5 separate regions of the Homo sapiens genome follow, and all the other regions are linked to region 1. Evidence: chromatin contacts called from ENCODE Hi-C or POLR2A ChIA-PET data. All regions are on one chromosome and are shown on one strand. Each heading gives the region's core, a stretch centred on a gene start or an enhancer-like site at or near the end of the contact. The rest is flanking DNA. Distances are from core to core; before and after follow the strand shown. Region 1 holds the start of MORF4L1 (mortality factor 4 like 1). Region 2 overlaps MPI (mannose phosphate isomerase). Region 3 holds the start of RPS17 (ribosomal protein S17). Region 4 holds the start of SIN3A (SIN3 transcription regulator family member A). Region 5 holds the start of ARID3B (AT-rich interaction domain 3B).

Region 1 (3,486 bases), core at 896-3,395:
AGACTGTCTCAAAAAAATAATTTAAAAAAAGTACGTATTTTATATTCAATAAAAAATTTAAAAGTGTACAGGACAGTTTTGGTGGGGTGGGGTCCAAAGAAGCCCTTGTCCCTTTTTACAATTTAGCAATGGTGTCCAAGGGAGTGAATACAGTCATGGGTTCTTAGTTTCTGTTTCTGGTTGGGCCAGTAAAGCCCCTTCCTCATCCCCCTTTTCCACTTATCACTAGAGACTGAAACTAAAAACCATGGCTTCAGGGTGCTAAAAGCCTAAACAAAACAAAACAAAACAACAACAAAATAAGACAGGTTGGACAAGCTTGCGAGAAGTAGTCGTGACAAGATGGTGTATATTCAACTGGAATAAGGAAGGTTTTTGTGGGTTTCTGTTGTCAGAGAAGGGGTTGTGTTAAAAAGACTGAAGGAGAAATGGAAGTCAGATAAATGGAGAGGGGCCCGGAATTGGTGGGGTGTGGAACCCGGGCAGGGGAGGGCTTAGAAAAGCCATGGAGACAGGCTGGGCGCAGTGGCTCACGCCTGTAATCCCAGCACTCTGGGAGGCCGAGGCCAGCGGGTCACCTAAGGTCGGGAGTTCAAGACCAGCCTGACTAACATGAAGAAACCCCATCTCTACAAAAACACAAAAATTAGCCCGGTGTGGTGTCACATGCCTGTAATCCCAGCTACTCGGGAGGCTGAGGCAGGAGAATCGCTTGAACCTGGGAGGCAGAGGTTGCAGTGAGCTGAGATCGCGCCTTTGCACTACAGCCTGGTTAATAAGAGGGAAACTCCGTCTCAGAAAGAAAAAAAAAAAAAAGAAAAGTCATGGAGACAAAGGTTTGCGTAGGAGGATAAAGGTTTACATAGGGGATGCAGGTAGGCTAAGGGCTGTTTGTGGAAGGATTTAAATACCAGGCTAAGGACTTTGAGATTTATCGTCTAAAGTTCATTGAGCACTTATTCATTGTTGGGTACCGCGCTAAGCCCGTATATGTAATTCTCACAATAAACTGACGGAAATGGTGCTATTTTGCAGCTTAGCCAACAAAGTTGTTTTTGAACAGGGAACGACATAAATCCGTTTGTTTAGGCCAGGCACGGTGGCTCACGCCTGTAATCCCAGAACTTTGGAAGGCCAAACCGGGCGGATCACGAGGTCAGGAGTTCCAGACCAGCCTGGCCAACATGGTGAAACCCAGTATCTACTAAAAATACAAAAATTAGCTGGGCGTGGTGGCACATGCCTGTAATCCCAGCTACTCCGGAGGCTGAGGCAGGAGAATCGATTGAACCTGGGAGGCGAAGGCTGCAGTAAGCAGAGATCGCGCCACTGCACTCCAGTCTGGGCAACGGAGCGACACTCCATCTCAGAAAAAAAAAAAAAGGTATAATATTGAAGAAATCCGTTTGTTTAGAGTGACAAGAAGCACAAACAGGGCAGGTACGGAATACAGACGTTGACATATTCACACTAGCCTTTTTCAGAAAGCAGAGCTCCATTATCTCAAAAAGCTAAAGCGTGACTAGTGTTTCCCACGTCATCATCCTCATTTCCGCAAGGCTGGGCTGGAGAAGAGGAGGTAGACCTAGGAGCCAACAAATGGCTATCAATCCCACCAAATAGGCTCCGCAGTGGGGTTGCTAAACAACGAAGCTTCCAGAAGCGGACCCCAGTTCCCACCCTCTTGCTGATCCTAAAGCCTTTCTATGCAAAAACTAGCGGAATGCTATTGAATGTAGGTTTCCGAGCCAGCCCTATTCTCTCCGACTACTTCAACATCAACGGGGGCTTATTTGCCCAAGGGACGTCGCAACTGGGCCTTTCCCATTCTATTATCACTGGTGGCTCACCACCCCCACTCTCCCCCATCGCCAGCTCCGCCTTAACCTCCCACGAAATCAAATCCCCGCTTTACCAACCCGCAGCAGCCGGGGGCATGGAGAGAGAAGCGGGGGTGGGGTGGGGTAGGGTAGCCGGCCCCTCCCCCACCCGGGGGGGGGGGGGGGGCGCCTCCACCGACTCCGAACTACCAGTCCCGGCGTGCCCTGGGGCGGCGCGGGCGCAGGGGCGCGTGCGCGGCGGGCTGTCGTTGGCTGGAGCAGCGGCTGCGCGGGTCGCGGTGCTGTGAGGTCTGCGGGCGCTGGCAAATCCGGCCCAGGATGTAGAGCTGGCAGTGCCTGACGGCGCGTCTGACGCGGAGTTGGGTGGGGTAGAGAGTAGGGGGCGGTAGTCGGGGGTGGTGGGAGAAGGAGGAGGCGGCGAATCACTTATAAATGGCGCCGAAGCAGGACCCGAAGCCTAAATTCCAGGAGGGTGAGTGTGCGCCTTTGGGAAAAAGGCACCTAACGGCGCAGGAGATAGAGGCGGGCTCGAGGTGATTGAGGCTTGAGGGCCGGGGGCGGCGCGGGCTGCGCCCTGAGAAGGCGGCGGTCAGTGCTTTGTGCGGGGAAAGCGCATTGCGGATGGCAATTCCGGTGCGTCATTGTGAGAAAGCGCTTTGTGAAGCGAGAGTGCTGCGCAGGCGTTAGAGTGGGAGAGAGAGCGTTTGGCGCGTGGCACACCCTCGTCAAGTGTTTGTTATTGTTCTGAGGAAGAGGGCGCGGAGAGAGCAGCCTATTGTAGGGAGGCGACGGGAGCGCCATGGCGGCGGTTAGGGGAAGTGATGTGGCGGCGGGGGGGGAGGGGCGGTGGCTGTTTCGGGCGGTCCTGCGGCGCGCCCGGCCGCTTGGGCAGCTACGACGGGTTTTTCGGTGCTTCCTGGAGCCCCGGGGTGGTTGCGTTCGGTGGCAACTCAGCTGCGGATGGGGGTGGGTTTGGCGCCACGGGGCGGGAGAAGTGCGTTGTAAAATGGCCGTTGCAAGATGGCGGCGCCATCATGGCCGCCGGCGTCTCGGTCCCGTATGGAGGCACAGCTTACGGGCAGATGCAGCGCCCCCTTCCACGACGACCAGAAGGTTGCCGGGGCCCTCCGCATACCACAGAGTGGTGGGTGGGGACAGAAAAAAAAAAGTGAGATGAGCGTTTTCCTCCGCTTTGTGTTGCCTGGAGGCATCACTCTGCTATTCTTGGGCGCAGTGCCGAGATCCTATGGTAATGTGAGTGAGCTCTCGCTTTGCAGTTGCTCGTAAAAAGTAAATAAAAATGATCTGAATGCAGTGTTGACGCCGTTTGCATTTGTAAGTCCCATTGCCTCGACGTCATTTTTTAAATGCAGTAATTGTTTGATTAGTTGCAGTGTTTAACAATGACTTGAAAGTTGAATTTCTTTTTATTAATTGGTTTTCGATTGACATGAGTTTTGGGTAAGGTTAGACTGACTCCCAGTGGAAGGCAGCTCTTTAAATTTTCACAACGCTTCAGTTAACGTATAATAAGGTGGAGGTCTAATAGCTAAAAAGGAAGTAAAGTCCTGTTGAGAAAGGAGGAACACTTTAACATTCCTTTTCATTGCTATGGAAATTTATGCTAGTTACCGTAAATACGATG
Region 2 (3,802 bases), core at 257-2,756, 4.0 Mb before region 1:
CCATTTCTACCCTGCCTCACTGCACTGTCCCACCAGGTCCCTCCAGCTTTTTCTACAAGGTAACACCCTCCTACATGGGGTCAGCCAGCTCAGAAACCTCTTCTTCAGGGACAGTTGCAGCTGAATATGCCAGAGCTGATTATTACAACAACGATGCAGAGGGCCTTGGTTTTGGGGTCCTGCCACCCTCACCCCTAGAAGCTGCTAAACACCCAGGCCATTCTGCCCTGACCACCTCCCCAACAGAGATGTAGGTCTATACTTACCTTCCACAGCCACCTCCCAGCACACACTGGGTCCCTCTACCTGTGTTGCTGTCTTTCTTTACACTGTGCTACATTTGATCCCTTTCCACATGTGCACTTCACCTCTGCAGACACAAGAAAGGCCTGGACATGGTCTCTGCAGATGGGGAAGGGGTTCTGGATGGAGATGTTCTTGAGCTCTACAAGCATTTGCACAAAGTGCTCAGAATGTTGGCCACTGCATAGAGCTGCAGAGTCCCATTCCAGAACAGAGTAACCATCTGCCTCTCTTCCCAAGACCCCAAGCTGGCATGACTCTGGTCTCTGTCCTATCTCTCTGCTGTGATGCTCCTAGCTAGTAGAGTAAGTCAGCCCCCAGATACTGTATATTCCTCTCAACCTTCCATGGTTTGAGAAAAACACAAAGATAGATGTCCATCAGGCACTCACAGGATTACCATCGTAAGGATGGTTGTCAGACAAATAACAAATAAGGCCGTATCTTTTTATTAGACTTGCTCATCTTCTAGTCACCCCTTGTGGTAGAGCGAAAAGAGTGTGTTGTCCCTCTCATGCCTCTGGTGGTCACAGGACACTGAGTAAAGCAAGAGACTGGATACTTTCCCATGTAGAACCTATACCCCAATCCCGACTATTGGGCTGGGAACCCTGTCTATGCCCATTCAAAGCTCACCATGTGGGAGGACTGCTTGGGCCTGGGAGGTTGAGGCTGCAGTGAGCTGTGATTACACCACTGCACTCCAGCCTGGGTGACAGAGACCCTGTCTCCAACAAAACAAAGCAGAACGCTCACCATGGTTCTGAGTTAAGCCAAAAAACAAAACAAAACCTGTTGGAAAAATTCTAGAAAGAGGCTTGGTATAGAGTATAGCAAGATATACTCTCCAATTTGTGGGTAGGGGGTGTCACAGCAGAAATTATGCCTATTTCTGCTGTTTGGGCTGGGGGCTGAAAGAGGCTGTGTCACACCCAGAGGTCTGCTTAAAGCCCAATCCTGAGTATCCAGTAAGGCCCATGCTGTGACCAGAAGAATCTGGCAATAGAATGGTCCATGCTGGAGTGAAGGGAGGCCCTCTACACTGGTGGACTGATTTCCTCAGGCAAGGGTCTAGGAGCTGGCTTAGGTCTCTCTTACCCTTCCTGTCTGTAAGCCTCAGTCTAGGACAAAGCCCACACAGCTGTATACCCACTCTCACGAGTCCATTGCTACTTCTCAAAAGTTTAAAAAGTAAACAATAGGAAGGCACCGGACTGCTCCCTGTAGCTCCCTCTGCTGGTAATAATAAAAACTGCAGGCTTCTGGGGCCAGCCCCAGTACCTTCGACCTAATCTTTAGCTCAAAGACTGGGTGAAGAAACTCACCCAGACCAAGGAAATACAAATAAATAAATATGAACATGTCAGAGCAGTTTTTCTCTAACTAGGGAAGGGCAAACCAGAATCACTAAACTCACCCGGACGGTTGGACCAGTTGGGGATGCCCCAGGTCCAGGGATTCTGGAAGCCAGGATCCTGCTGTATCATTAAGCAACCTGCTATGATCCCTGTCATAGTTAGACAGGTGCAACCTGAAGAGGGACAAAAGGACTCACTTTATGCTGTCTTGAAGGTCAAGCCTGCAAACCATCTTAGAGCTAGGAAGAATAGAGCAAACGGAATTTCTCGAACTGGTCTCAAACAGTTTCTTTTTTGGATTGCCAGCTATAATAAACCATAAAGTGCTATTTTCTGCCTCCATTCAACACTATCTAGCACAGCCTGGGCACAAGAGCTCCCTTTTTGCCTCCCTGAAGCACTATGACAAATACCAATCAAGCTGTCTGCAAGTGTTTTCCTTAGCCACCTTTGTCACCCACCATAAGAACCAGAATTTTCTGTCTTGCCCTTATTAAAGTGACTTCTCCAAACTCTGCTCCAACAGCAGAGGAAAACTACAGAATTCTACCTATCAGCCCACAGCCCAGATGGGGGCCTCTGGCCTGAGAAGCAACAGGTAAGGGCTACCTGCAGGTCACTTTCTAGGGGTCAGTGACTTCAGTGCTCACTGCACTGTGTGAGCTATGAGTGGCCAACAGGGCTCTGTAGGCCTCATGGTGAGCAGGGCCCACCTTGGAGGGTAATGTCTACTGGAGGGTACAGGAAGAAGAGTCCCCAAGACAGCACCAGCAGCAGGAGCATGTTGAAGAGGCCATGGGCTTAGGGGGGATGAGGTCCAAGTCCTCGTCATCTGGAATCTCATCCAGGTGATACCCATCCTGAAGCAGCTGCCGGCTCACATCCTGGTTCACCTGCTAAGAGAAGGAGAGGAGGGAACTATAGGCCAAGATGCAAAGCAGAAGTAACTGCTACCCAAAAGACAGAACCACATTCCGTTACCAGGGCTTCCTGTCCATGTCCCACCCCAGGCCAACCCCACACATCCCTGGACTACAGGAGGAAGTACCACCTTCTCCTACTTGTGCCTCAGCCAGCAGTAAGCCTTAGTACTGTCCAGACTTCACTGTCACTGACCCCCAGGGATCTGTTCTCACTAAATCCTGAGGCATTCATGTAAATATCGAGTTCCCAATATGTTTGAAAATCAGTGCTCTGACAGTTCCCACTGGGAGCCCAGACTAGTCCCTATCAAAGCTGAAGAATATGGGATAATAACAGAACAATGGGCTAGCGTAGTAGAGCATGGGTTACAGTGGAAGGGGGTGGTGAGCAGCTTTGTCTACACACTGCTGGTTAGACTTATCCTTTGATGCCAACAGAGGTGGGTTCCTGCAAAGTGGAATTTGTTGGTTGGTTTCATCAGTTCACTGAACATAAGAAAAATAAGGCTGGGCGTGGTGGCTCACGCCTGTAATCTCAGCATTTTGGGAGGCCGAGGCAGGTGGATCACGAGGTCAGGAGATCGAGACCATCCTGGCTAACATGGTGAAACCCCATCTCTACTAAAAAATAGAAAAAATTAGCCAGGCGTGACGGCGGGCGCCTGTAGTCCCAGCTACTCGGGAGGCTGAGGCAGGAGAATGGCGTGAACCTGGGAGGCGGAGCTTCCAGTGAGCTGAGATCATGCCACTGCACTCCAGCCTGGGCCACAGAGTGAGACTCTGTCTCAAAAAAAAAAAAAAAAAAAAAAAAGAAAAAGAAAAATAAATGAGGCTGGGGAAAGTGTAAGACTTCCTCTTACACACAATCTTTGACACTCAGACATTTAAGGAGGACAAAATTTGCAAACTGCTCTATTCTCTGTGACAGAAACTCAGAGATTAGCCAAGATTTCCAGGAGAGTAAGAAAAGCAAGTGGTGTAGAGTCAGGTCCCCAGCACTTCACCTCTGTCAAAGGGAATGGGCTTCACTTGCCAGGATTTTACATCCCTGTTTTTCTATCTGGGACAGTCACTCTAGAAAAATGTCTACATGGCTATCCCAGGAGTGTTTTAGCCTGAGTTTTCATAGATGGAACAACTGAAGAAACAGAAGTTGTTTGGTCTGGAAGAAAGCAAGCTTGGTGAAAGATGGGCAGGGGAGAGACGGAAATGCTGATC
Region 3 (3,753 bases), core at 1,254-3,753, 3.7 Mb after region 1:
TTAGCATGGAGACACCAAAGGAATGCCTTCACAGAAGAAAAGCAGGCAGATTCAGCCAGGGCTGACACAAAGGGGGCAACGTAAGCCAGCTATAAAACCAAGAACAGAAGCAGCCAAGAGAGAAAAGGTGTCCTGGAAGCCACTAGATTTGGGAATCATGATCTTGTGGCGAACTAACTCAATGCACACAACTTCCGCTACACCCCTTATGAAAGCAGTCCAGTTTAGTGGCTACAAGTTTAGATGGGATTCCCAACTCTGCCACTTACTAGCTGGGTGACCTTGGATAATAAGACCTACTGATGGTTTTTGACCAGGAAAATACCACTTTAGGAATCCAGCAAACACTTACCAAAAGCTTCAGCATTTCCTTAGTGTCAGGATCTACTTCAATAATCTCCTGATCCAAGGCTGAGACCTACAAGGAAACGAGGTAGGGTCAAAATACCAATCAATGAGATTATCACTCACCTCTCCTCCTCCTCTCCCCAGGTTCTTAAATATGGGGAAGAGGAGCTGCACAAGGATAGCATTCCTCTCACAAGGTGAGCAGTCTCTTACAGTATTACAGACCCCGATGACCTGTTCTTCTGGCCTTACCTTCCCATGCCCTCATTCAGTATTCAGAACACTTGAAGTCTGTGTTTACACCAAAGAATACTATATTAGGGGCAAACAATCGAGCCACGACAGCAGTCATCAAATCAACATTAAGGGCTCTCATGAAATATGGAATAGACTTAACTGGTTCCAGAAGAGCAGAATGGAGGCTAAGAAACTGGTAGGGGGCCTATGGGCACCCACAGCTGGTTATGGAATGTATGGATTAAAGGTCTCAGATTCAGCTGAGGTCCCTTTGGAAGCCAAGAACCCATAGCTTTATCATTTGAGGATTAGCCAGAAGCCCAAATATCCAGAAAGTTTACCTCAGGAACATAATTGTCTCTCCTTTCTCTCTCCTCCTCCTGCAGCTTGATGGAGATACCTCTTACTGGGCCTCTCTGAATTCGCTTCATCAGATGCGTGACATAACTACAAAGCACACACAGCCAAAGAGAACAGTGAGAAGACAAATCAACTCCCACCTGGTACTGAGCACATGTGCATATATAAATACCCGCTTTAGTTCTTTTCCACAGTGAGAAGGAAGAGGACTCACTATCCTGGGACCTCCTACACATAGAACCTCCACTGGCCTGAGCATTCCTTCCCCTTGGTTTCTCACTCTCTATTCAAACTCTCCTTCATGATGATCAAGCGCCCCACCCCCAACTCGCCCCGCCCCGCCCCGCAGTTTCACGACCCTTCACAGCCTTCATTTTCTTCCAATTTCAAATTCACATAACTTGGCAATTAATACGTTGACTTTGGCACTATTCTTCCAGGCCATATGCCTATAAATCTCTCGAACAGTAACTGCAACTGTGAAGTAAGCATTAGAAGTTGACATCCAGCCGGGCGAGGTGGCTCACGCCTGTAATCCCAGCAATTTGGGAGGCCGAGGCGGGCGGATCGCTTGAGGTCAGGTGTTCGAGACCAGCCTGGTCAACATTGTGAAACCCTGTTGTCTACTAAAAATACAAAAATTAGCCGAGTGTGGTAGCACGTGCCTCTAATCCCAGCTACTGGGAAGGCTGAGGCATGACAATCGCTTGAACCCGGGAGACGGAGGTTGCAGTGAGCCGAGATGGCGCCACTGCACTCTAGCCTGGGCGCCAGGGCAAGATTCCGTCTCAAAAAAAAAAGAAAAAAAAGAAAGAAAAAAGTTGACAACTAAAAGCAACGTAGCTTCAAAGCAAGAGGTCTGACGGTGGCTACCTTCGACCCAGGGTCACCGCGGCCAGTCATGACACAGGCCTAAGTTCACAACAGAAATCCTGCACACGCAGAGCTCTAGCCCTTCTCCGGGACACCAGGGAGTCTCAGGCTAACGAAACCACCAAGGCACCGTCTCTTCCCGAGTCGGAGGGCGGCAGAGCACACAAACAGATCGCGGAGCCCCGGAGGCCGAGGAAGGCCCGACTCACCCTGCTATCTTGTTGCGGAGCTTTTTGCTGGGGATAATGGCGATCTCCTCGCACACGCGCTTGTTCGTGTGGAAGTCGTTGCCCAGGCGCGTGTAGTACTTTTCTATGATGACCCGGGCCGCCTTCTTCACGGTTTTGGTGCGAACGCGGCCCTGCGGGTGGAGAGGACAGGATCACTCACGAGCCAGCGCAACCTTCTGGGAAGAGTGCGGCGCCGAGCCCCGGCCGGTGTGGTTGGGGACCGCCGGCTGCGCTGAGCCGGAGAGGGCCCGGCTAAACAGTGCCGGGCGCCGGGCTTAATGCGGAAGCCGCCGGCCCGTTGCGCTCCAGCCTGACAGGGCTCTGCGCCTTCCCGGCCCAGGGCCTCTCTGTGGGCTGAGGACCGCGGGAAGCTGCAGATGGGGGACGATTGTGGAGGATGGCGGCCTCGAGCCAAAACACCTACCATGTTGGCGGGTCCTTGGTAAAAGAGGAAACAGGAAGCACAGGCGAAGCCTGTTAAAGCTTAGGCCAGAAAGCCGCTTCCGCCCGGCCACGGTCGCTCTGAGCCTACTCGGGAGCCACACAGCGCCCCCTGGCGGAGTGGAGCGGGGGCGGCGGTGGCGCGCCCCTCCGGTGGGCAGGGTGTCTGTCCCGCCCCCGACGGCTCCTCCCTTTCCGCTCCCCGCTCCCCTCGGTTGACTTGGGCTCGCTTCTCTCCCCCATCTGATTTTTAATGGGACCGCCCGTGCGATGTGCTCTAGCGTAGCGTCCATCTCTTCCACACACGCCAGGGAGAGGAGAAGCATCCGGTCCTCGGGAGGACCGAGAAAAGAAGGCGATCCAGGGCCGTGGAACAATGAGGAAGTGGGGGATGGCGGCCGCCCAGGTCCCCCACTCAGTCCGCGGGCCGGAGACTTGTCAGGTAGAGACAGGGTGCGACTGGGCGAGACGTATCTCATTTCTTCCGGGCCTTTGCTCAAATGTCGCCTTATCAGAGGGCTTTCCCTTCAAACTTAGGTAAAATAACTCCCTCACTATCCCTGCTTATATTTCCTAGCACTTGCCGTGTGATTCGGCTTATTTTTCTCAACTAGGGGTGAGCTCCATGACAGTAATGGTCATTTTGTTTAGCTAATTCCCAGTGCTTGAACAGCGCCTAGCACGTAACAACCTCTAACATTGACGTGAAGGGCCCAGCTCACCAGCAGAGCTCCCAACACCTCAGGTACCTTCTCCATCCACTATCTTCAGGCTGTTCCTGCCGCACCCATCCTCAAACCAGGGCCTTCCGAAGCCACCAGCGCAGGCTGCCCCGATGGGCCGCAGCCTAGGTAGGGCCCTGCCCCCTTCTTCCAACTCTGCTCCCTGGGCTGACAGCAATCCTAGGCTCCCACCTGACAGGGGAAGGCTGAGCTGGCCAGGCTGGATGAGTTAAGCCCAGGGCTGTGCCTCATTCCTCAACGCACCTTGGGTACTCCAGTCGGACTCTCAACTGATTGGGGATGGAAACCTGAAGGACAGGAAACCCTGGCAGCAAAAAGTACCAATGGGACAAAAGAAAAGGCCAGAATCTCAGAACTGCGGGAGCAAACTTCCAGTCAAGCTGCTGTCAGGCCCGAAGTGAAAGATCAGGGTTTTTGTTTTTGTTTTTGTTTTTGAGACGGAGTCTTGCTGTCGCCCAGGCTGGAGTGCAGTGGCGCGATCTCGGCTCACTGCAACCTCTGCCTCCCAAGTTCAAGCGATT
Region 4 (3,833 bases), core at 33-2,532, 3.4 Mb before region 1:
ACATCAAGGGAACCCCAGGGAAGGTTTTCCCTCCGCCACATTTCTAGTCTCTGATGACTCCCTGCCCCTCCCCTACCATCACCACCGCGGATCTAGGGTTCCAGCACCAGCCACGCACGCTCCTACAAGAGGACCTTGGGCACTTCGCCCCAATAGTTACAACCAAGAGGGGAGTGGGGGTGACCATGCTCCCACTCTCCTGGCTGCACGGTGCCAGACACGCTGCATGGAGCAAAGCGGAGAAAGCAGCTCCGGCACAGGGCCCTTGTGCCCCCAGGCAGAAGGCATGACCCAGCCACAAGAGTAAGTCCTGACACCTCCACAGCTCCCAGTCGGCGGGTGCCCCTCCCTCCCCACGGAGACATAGGGCGGGGCAGATCTAGGCGCCGAGACTCCCAGCCAGACCCGACAGCGGGCTTTCCCTAGCACCTCCTCATTGCCAAGGAGGCGGAAACCCGGGGCCTGGGCGGGGTGCAGGGGGGGACGGCCAAGGGGAGTGGCATCACGGATCAGTACGGCCCCTCCGGCCAACCGGATCCCAAGAAGGCGGAGGAACTCAGACTTCACGCCCCCTCCCTGCCGCGCCCTGAATCTACACGCGGGAGACCCCCCCCTACCCCTCCCCGACCCCAGCAGGCCAGAGCGCGGCCGCCAGCCCGAGGCCCCGCCCACCCCAGGAGGAGGGGAGGGGGTGGTCGGCCGCAAACTGCACTCAGCGCGAAGCCGGCCCCGCCCCTTTCTCCACAATCGCACGCGCGCGCCGGCCCCGCCTCTGAGCGGCGGCGCGAGAGCCCGCCCCCCTCCGCGCGCACCGGGACTACGCTCTCCTCCCCCTCCCGCGCGGAGAGCTACCCCGCTCCGCCCCCCACCCCCCTCACACAACCACACACCTCCCGCCCGTCTGCTCTACGGGAAGCCGAGGAGGTCAGCCCCCCCCCCCCAAAATACACACCCTCGAGTCCGGCGTTACCCGCCACCAGGCTCCCGCCCGGCCCCCGGCCCAGCGTGCTCTCACCGCAAAGCTGCTTCGGCCGCTCGTCACTGCGTGTCCCTCTCAGCGTGAGCCGCGAGCTCAGCAGGGAGGCCCCGAGAACGGCGCGGGGCACAGGCCCGCCGAAGCGGACTGCCAGCTACCTCTCCACTAACGAAGCGGTCACAGGCTCCGGTGCCCAGACTGGGAAGGAGGGAGGGAGGGAGGGAGGGAAACTCCGAGGGGGGAAGGGGAGGGGGGAAGATGGAGAAACCGTCTCCGCCGCCTCTACCGCCGCGGCCGCTTCTCTGTTACCCGGGAAATCCCGCCCACTCCCCCGACCCCGCCCCGCAGAGGGAAGACTCAGCTTCGTTCCAATACAGGACGCAATACCCGCCCGTCAAAGACTCAGCCAACCACCGAGGCCTGTCTTATGATTTTCCCGCCCCTTCCCCCTCGACTGGTAGGGGAGGGGGAGCCGCTCTCCTTCTCCACGCCCCTATTGGCGGGGAGCTTCCCTAACTCAACCCCGCCTATTGGAGACGGACTGCTGAAGCCCACCCCCGAGCCCCAACACTATTGGAGGAAGCAGGGAAGCTCTTCCTGTCTCATTGGAGGACACCACATAACCCGCCCTGCAGCGTCTCAGCCACAGGCCTAACAAGTTGGCTCCCGCCTCCGCTGGTCATCGCATTGGAAGGCTACCCCTGGCTCTCCCACCGCCCCAGTAAGGTAAGTAACCGATGTGGGGTAAAATGTCTGTAAGTGAAACAGGCTCCGCCTACCGCACTGCCGGGCCAGGCCCCGCCCCAAGAGTCGGATTGGATATCTTGGCGCTGGTAGGACCCTCCATTGGCCAGGGCGCCCGTCTAGGAAGGAGCTAATTCCACCCTGCGCGAGGAGGCTGAACCTTAGCAGTCCTTTTGTGGAATGTTTACACTAGAGACTGAAGCTCGGAGTTCCAGGGCCCGAGATAGGAGGGGGAGCGGAGCTCATCAGCGGAGACTCCACATCCTAGGATTTGAAGGAAAGGCAGCCCACCATGGAGGACTCCCTCACAAAAAAAATGAGAGAATGAGAACTCATCCTTCCGTCCAGTTATCTTTACAGTTTACATTCTACACACTGCGTCCTTGTAAACACAAATATCCGGAGCAGCTGGCAACTCCTTTCAGCCAAGTAGAGTACAGAACTAAGGTCTGGAGACCTAGGCGGAGAAGTAAACTCCCTAGAGCTGAATATGCAGTCCTAAGAGGGCGGAGATAACCAAAAGAGAGGCGGGCTCTAACAGCCACCGCCCTGGCAAGCCTCCGGAAGGCGGAGCGTGAGGCACAAGGTACTCACGATCTCCCGGGTGGATCTGGAGGCATCCTCAGAACTGAGAAAGGAGAGGAAAACACCAAAACAGGCCACGGCATAAATTAACATTGGGGACATGCCACACTCAGAGAATGGATAAAATTTCCGTAGTTGGGGACATAAGATAACGGCTGTTCACCTTCTCCTTGGCCGGGAGTGTTAATAGCAGTTCCTGTGCCCTCTCTGTGTAGGTAACAGTGCCTCGAACACACAGTGAGACAAAGTGCTTTCAATTCCTAGTTTGCTTTTATTTATTCACCAAATAGGGCGTGGGCCTGACGCTGATCTTACTTTGGGGGGCGCTCTCTCAGCGCCAGGAGAGGTGACGGGATTACGTTGTTACCGCTCTCCCGAATAAGTAGAACCCTCCTCCCAGAGAGCTAAGACCCCAAGGGACACGCCCAGGGAACCCACGCCTAGGTCCAACACTGTCCTCCCTCTGCAATCCAGCGGAAACGGCCAGGAACGAGCTCTGGCAGCAGGTGGGCCTGACTCCAGCGATGGCTTCGAGCCGCGAAACCACAGCAGCGAATTGTGAACTCCAAGGGTAGCCGACAGGTGGGAGCAGCCTCGCCAGTAGCCAAGCCCTGCCCCAGGACAGAGCTCTAAAAATAAGTCAGACCAACGAAGCGACCCCAGGGCCAAACTGCTCGGAGGTTAGGAGGAAGCGGCACTCCAGCAGAACTGACCCACGGCTACTTTTAACTTTGCGCCGCCTTCCACCACTAGACTGAGTACCACAGGGCATTCCCACCATGGTATCAAGAACTACTCAGAACCCAAGCCAGCATTAGGCCGCCCACGACTTCCCGTGAACACAGGGTACCACCTGCGCTAAGATCTCGCCTAAGGGCCCCAGGCCAGGGCACTAGGTTGTCAGAGTCTCAGATACAGCCAACTAAGGACAGCCGCTGCCATGCCTAGGAAAGAACAGACACTTGCAGCGTCTGCAGAGTTCTCGAGCTTAAGCTCAGGGAAGTCAAGGGGCACGGAAATAGCCAAGCGACAGGGTTAGAACTTTAGTACTTGGCCCCGGCCCCGAAAGGCAGATCTCAAACCCAGCAGAACCTCCGGAGTTTCGCTCCCGAAATCCACTCCGCACTGTAATCCCCTGGCTTCACCCCGAAGGCTACTAGGTCTCGAGCCTCGGTGGAACCTTTGTGTGGCTTCTCGGCTCTCCCCGCCCCCCTCGCCAAGGGCGCCGAGCCTAGGACTTCCGGGCGGGAGGGCAGTTCGAAGGAGCTAGGCGGGCCTCACACATGTGCGGAGCGCGCTCAAGAGCGGAGGGAGGCGGGGAGCAAGGGTGGACTTCCCCTCCCAGCTCTCTCCGCCGGAGGAGGCCGGGCTACCCGCCCCACCAATCAGAGGCGGGGGCGGGACCTTGCGCCTCACGTCATCCGCAAGAACCGTCCCTCCTCCCTCCGCGAAAAAAAAATCCTAGCAACTTAAACTCCAGCCCGGCCTCCCGATAGGCGGAGCTCGGGAGAATGTCATCCAATCCACA
Region 5 (3,791 bases), core at 290-2,789, 4.3 Mb before region 1:
TGGCTTACGCCTGTAATCCCAGCACTATGGGAGGCCGAGGCGAGCGGATCACCTGAGTTCAGGACTTCGAGACCAGCCTGGCCAACATGGCGAAACCTGTCTCTACTAAAAATGCAAAAATTAGCTGGCTTGGTGGCGCACACCTGTAATCCTAGCTACTCGAGAGGCTGAGGCAGTAGAATTGCTTGAACCCAGGAGGCGGAGGTTGCAGTGAGCTGAGGTTGCGCCACTGCACTCCAGCCTGGGCGACAGAGCAAGACTCCTTCTAAAAAAAAAAAGTGAAATAACAGTAATAACAGTTATGCTGTAATTCTATTTTTTTTGGGGGGGGGGAACAGTGTCTCTGTCACCCAGGCTGGAGTGCAGTGGCACAATCATGGCTCACTGCAACCTCCGCCTCTCCTGGGCTCAGGTGATCTCCCACCTCAGCCTTCCGAGTAGATGGGACCACAGGCATGCGCCAAAACGCCTCATTAAACTTTGTATTTTTTGTAGAGATGGGGTATCGCCTTGTTGCCCAGGCTGCTCTCCAACTACTGGGCCCAAGAGATTCGCCTGCCTCAGCCTTCCAAAGTGCTGAAATTACAGGCGTGAGCTACTGCATCAGGCCTATAATTCAAAAGTAGTCAAGCTGAGAGAATAGCAGGCTGTGGTTGAAAAGAGGGTTGTTCAAATTACTGAGTCGTGACGCGATAGCGTTTGGAGGGACAAGGTCCAGGTTTTAACTGGGATTGGGAGGCTGATATAAGGGTCGCTAAAGACGAGGCCCGATGTTGAATGGGTTGGCCACATAGGCTCTGAAATTATCAAAGATGGTCAGACGGGAGACAGACAAGGAGCTGGATACACAGATCGGCAGATTATCTCCAAACGGGGTGAAGTAGGTGACAGAGTCTAAGGGGAAGGGCTGAAGAAGCAAGTGTTTTTACAAGAGGTGACAGCACCTGGCACATAATCCCGACCTCTGCAAACTGAGACCTGAGAATACTAATTCATGTGAGAAAGTTTCAAGGGACGCAACATTCTCGGGACAGCCAGGTCTCTGTCCCAGGAAGGAGCGGAGAAGTTTAGAGACAAGCTGATCTAAACACGAGAACCTCTGAGGAAGACCGGCTTGAAGGCAGGAGATTGAGGAGGGGACCGAAGCGACGGCAAACCCTACACTCCTCTGCTCTTTAGTTACTTTCCTCCCAGCCAACCGCCCAAGCCACACCAACCTCCGCAATAGAAAACGCTCGGAGAACACGATCTCCCGCCCAGCTCTTTTCAACTCCCCGCGGAAGTGCTCACACCGGAACCCCTCTGTGTCCGCACTTTGCCATTGGCCGAGGCTTCCGCCCGCTTCCATTCGCTTCCTCCCACAACTCAGTCGGGCTGCGCGGTCCGTAGGAGTCACTTCCGCCTCGTCCCACCCCGCCCCCCGGTCCCTTTCTAGCAGCTTCCGGCTTCGGTCCCGCCCCGCCCCCTGTGGCCCCGCCCCGCCCCCGCCCCCGCCCCTGGCTGGCGGTCCAGCCCCGCGGCGCCGCTTCCGGTGCGGGCCCCGCCCCGGCTGTGGCCCCCGGCTGCGGAGGAGTCCGAGACGCAGCTGCCGCGCCGGGGCCTGAGCTGCCGCCTCCTCCGCCGCCCGAAAACCCGGAGTGCCCCGCACAGGTAAGTGGCCCGGGTCCGGGCTCCCTCAGGCATGGCGGGAGAGGAGGCTGCGACAGGTGGAGGGGCCGAGGCCAGGAGCCGAGGCAGGTGTAGAGAGAGAGGGGAATGCGCGAGTCGGGGGCGCGGGGACCGCGAAGGAAAGTGAGAGCGCCGCGGGAGCCCCGAGCGCCCTGTGCCCATTAGGGCATTTGAGATAAAGCGTTTGAGATAAAGCGATGAGAAGGGTGAGGGGCCCTGGAGCTGAGTGGGCGCGCAGATAGGTGGGGCGGGGGCCATCGGAAGAGCCAGCGGATTGGCTGGGAGGGTTGGTAGAGGTAAAAATGATAGGGCTGAATGGGGGGAGGTGAATAAAGAATGGGGGGAGGCGTGCAGGGGTGACCGGGAAGGTGGGCTGTGGGGCTTACAGGGGCCCGGGGCCAAAAGAATCCGGCAGCAAAAGCAGGGGAATGGTCAGCAGGCCGGGTTCAAAGCTGCAGGTAGTCCGTTGTACCCGGCTTGGTGGTCCGGGAACTTTAGGGGAAATGGGGGAGGGGCCCGTGTGAAGGGATGAAGAGGTTTAGATTTGAGACATAAGTTCTCCAAATGTAGGCAGGTGGCATTGTTTGGATCGCTGGCTGCTTAGGGACTGCGGGAAAATGGGCTCTTTGGGGGAGGGTGTGTGTATTGAGTTGTAGAACTGAGTCATCTCAGTCTTACTATAAGAGGCTGTGGGAGGGACACCTCCCCCTCTGCTGGGGACAGCATTCAGAGAAGATGGTGCCACAAGACAAGAAGCAGTTGTTCAGTGACTGGCAGGACTTGGTTGAGAAGTTATTCCGATCGTGATTGATTGACTGTAATGACTATGAGGACATTTAAAATGAACACCGAATTATTTGCTTTATTCTGTAATTTTCTTTGACCCAAATTGTTTTCATTTTAAATGAACACTTTTGCCAACTGAATTTAATGTGGATGTAAATCTTGTCATGCTTTTTTACACTGTAAGAAGAGCTAAAGCAGAATGAAAGTATTGCTGCAAGCGTAACTCACACTTTCTGAAGTGCCAAGAGAGGAAGTAAAGGCAGTAAGAGGCAAATTGGAATGCGAATCTTTCACAGAACACAAAAGGCACAAACAGGGCTATAAGATAAACAGAAAATGAGAATTTTTAATCTCTACTAATTGGCCTAGCTTTAAAAATTGTACCCTTTTTTACTCTAACCTGGAAAAAATCTTAAATCCAAGCAGTTTTTATTGCTGAAGATGTGATTACTTCTCCGTGAATTTTTGAAGATACTAAAGACACTTTGTTTTTTGTCTTTCGACCCAATCCTAAAACACTGGAACAATGCAGATATCAAGTCCCAACATGTGCAGTGCAGCTTCTTTCATGTGATGACAAAATTGTACGCCATGTTGCAAGTCCTGTTCACCTAAAATTGCCCTTGCATAGTAATCCATTCAGTTATGGAGACTTGCTGAAGAAACATAACTCAAGTGAAGTTTGTTGGGGGTGAGGGCCTGCAGGGGAGAGGTGGGGGAGTAAAAGGAGAAGAGGGTGTGAAAGTGATGTGTGTTTGGAGACTGATTGGTAAGAATGCAGATAAACCTGCCCCCAGAATGCTTTTGGCCCGAAAGACTTTTCTTTTTGTGTTTGTCAGAGAATATCATAATAGAAATGAATCAGAAAGAAAGGGGATGTGAAGAGATTTACTTCGCTGTTTATAAAAAAGAAGCAGCATTAACTTGTTGTTCAGACAATGTTGATATCTGTTTCAAATTAATTAACTTTAAAATCTCCAGAGGAATTCCCCCGTTTGCTTTTGAGTGACGATTGCAATTTGAGACTCTTGCCTCCTTGCGTGTTTCTTTCATGTTGTTGAAATTGGATTCTTTTTGAGGCTATAATGTCCAGTTAGTATGGCTCAGTCCACTCAACAAGCAGGCTGGCAATTTGATCAGGGAAATTTGAAAAGCTTAGACCCAAGAGCAGCTTGCTTGGTCTTGCTTTTTCTATGAGAGTAAAACTGTCTGCCTGATAGTTCTGTGTCTAGCTTAGAGGTGATATCTTTCTCCTGTGGGCTTGGGAACATACTCTCTCCTTTGCAGGCAGGTCCTTCTTTTCCTTTATTATTGTTGTTTGCATAATTATGCTTCTG

The links. A loop is a pair of places that touch in the nucleus more often than their neighbours do. ChIA-PET counts read pairs that join two places held with the same protein, here RNA polymerase II (POLR2A). Pooled maps may share reads with other maps.
Region 2: POLR2A ChIA-PET joins it to region 1 with 10 read pairs in AG04449. The contact joins the enhancer-like site here to the promoter of MORF4L1 in region 1. POLR2A ChIA-PET finds 5 or more read pairs at or near these places in 3 of 52 experiments (AG04449, CD8-positive, alpha-beta memory T cell and Panc1).
Region 3: a map of naive thymus-derived CD4-positive, alpha-beta T cell shows a loop between it and region 1 (19-fold over the local background). The contact joins the promoter of RPS17 here to the promoter of MORF4L1 in region 1. A Hi-C loop is called at or near these places in 1 of 168 maps with a recorded cell type or tissue (naive thymus-derived CD4-positive, alpha-beta T cell) and 6 of 50 pooled maps. POLR2A ChIA-PET finds 5 or more read pairs at or near these places in 1 of 52 experiments (BJ).
Region 4: a loop to region 1 is called in a map of CD8-positive, alpha-beta T cell, with 6 times the contacts of the local background. The contact joins the promoter of SIN3A here to the promoter of MORF4L1 in region 1. A Hi-C loop is called at or near these places in 2 of 168 maps with a recorded cell type or tissue (CD4-positive, alpha-beta memory T cell and CD8-positive, alpha-beta T cell), 1 of 37 single-sample maps with no recorded cell type and 11 of 50 pooled maps. POLR2A ChIA-PET finds 5 or more read pairs at or near these places in 5 of 52 experiments (CD4-positive, alpha-beta T cell, Caco-2, T-cell and 2 more).
Region 5: a map of CD8-positive, alpha-beta T cell shows a loop between it and region 1 (20-fold over the local background). The contact joins the promoter of ARID3B here to the promoter of MORF4L1 in region 1. A Hi-C loop is called at or near these places in 2 of 168 maps with a recorded cell type or tissue (CD4-positive, alpha-beta T cell and CD8-positive, alpha-beta T cell) and 6 of 50 pooled maps. POLR2A ChIA-PET finds 5 or more read pairs at or near these places in 1 of 52 experiments (A673).

What each region holds. Positions count from the first base shown.
Region 1 is chr15:78,870,745-78,874,230 of GRCh38, forward strand. It overlaps MORF4L1 (mortality factor 4 like 1), which reads left to right and starts at 2,146. Exons shown (of 12, transcript NM_006791.4): 1 at 2,146-2,313. The coding sequence starts at 2,274. RefSeq lists silencers at 1,918-2,177, 2,588-2,647 and enhancers at 2,733-3,364, 2,758-2,997.
Region 2 is chr15:74,900,230-74,904,031 of GRCh38, forward strand. MPI (mannose phosphate isomerase) reads left to right here. Exons shown (of 8, transcript NM_002435.3): 8 at 1-1,990. FAM219B (family with sequence similarity 219 member B) reads right to left here. Exons shown (of 5, transcript NM_020447.5): 5 at 1-2,557. The coding sequence ends at 2,390. Among named protein-coding and RNA genes, the nearest start is that of FAM219B, 4.7 kb to the right of the region's middle. Within about 2 kb of position 1,507, at least 5 of the 41 ENCODE cell types and tissues checked have a DNase peak (open chromatin) inside an H3K27ac peak, as active enhancers do.
Region 3 is chr15:82,537,954-82,541,706 of GRCh38, forward strand. It overlaps RPS17 (ribosomal protein S17), which reads right to left and starts at 2,504. Exons shown (of 5, transcript NM_001021.6): 1 at 2,473-2,504; 2 at 2,028-2,179; 3 at 927-1,032; 4 at 353-418. The coding sequence starts at 2,475. RefSeq lists silencers at 2,511-2,630, 2,641-2,740 and an enhancer at 2,860-3,361.
Region 4 is chr15:75,450,408-75,454,240 of GRCh38, forward strand. It overlaps SIN3A (SIN3 transcription regulator family member A), which reads right to left and starts at 1,283. Exons shown (of 21, transcript NM_001145358.2): 1 at 1,016-1,283. RefSeq lists enhancers at 1-620, 48-177, 1,888-1,937, 2,167-2,698, 2,699-3,231 and 3 more and silencers at 428-927, 1,148-1,247.
Region 5 is chr15:74,539,681-74,543,471 of GRCh38, forward strand. ARID3B (AT-rich interaction domain 3B) reads left to right here and starts at 1,540. Exons shown (of 9, transcript NM_006465.4): 1 at 1,540-1,650. LOC124903528 (a long non-coding RNA gene) reads right to left here and starts at 1,408. Exons shown (of 2, transcript XR_007064719.1): 1 at 1,218-1,408. RefSeq lists enhancers at 796-925, 860-1,401, 976-1,125, 2,476-2,535 and silencers at 1,426-1,785, 2,302-2,486.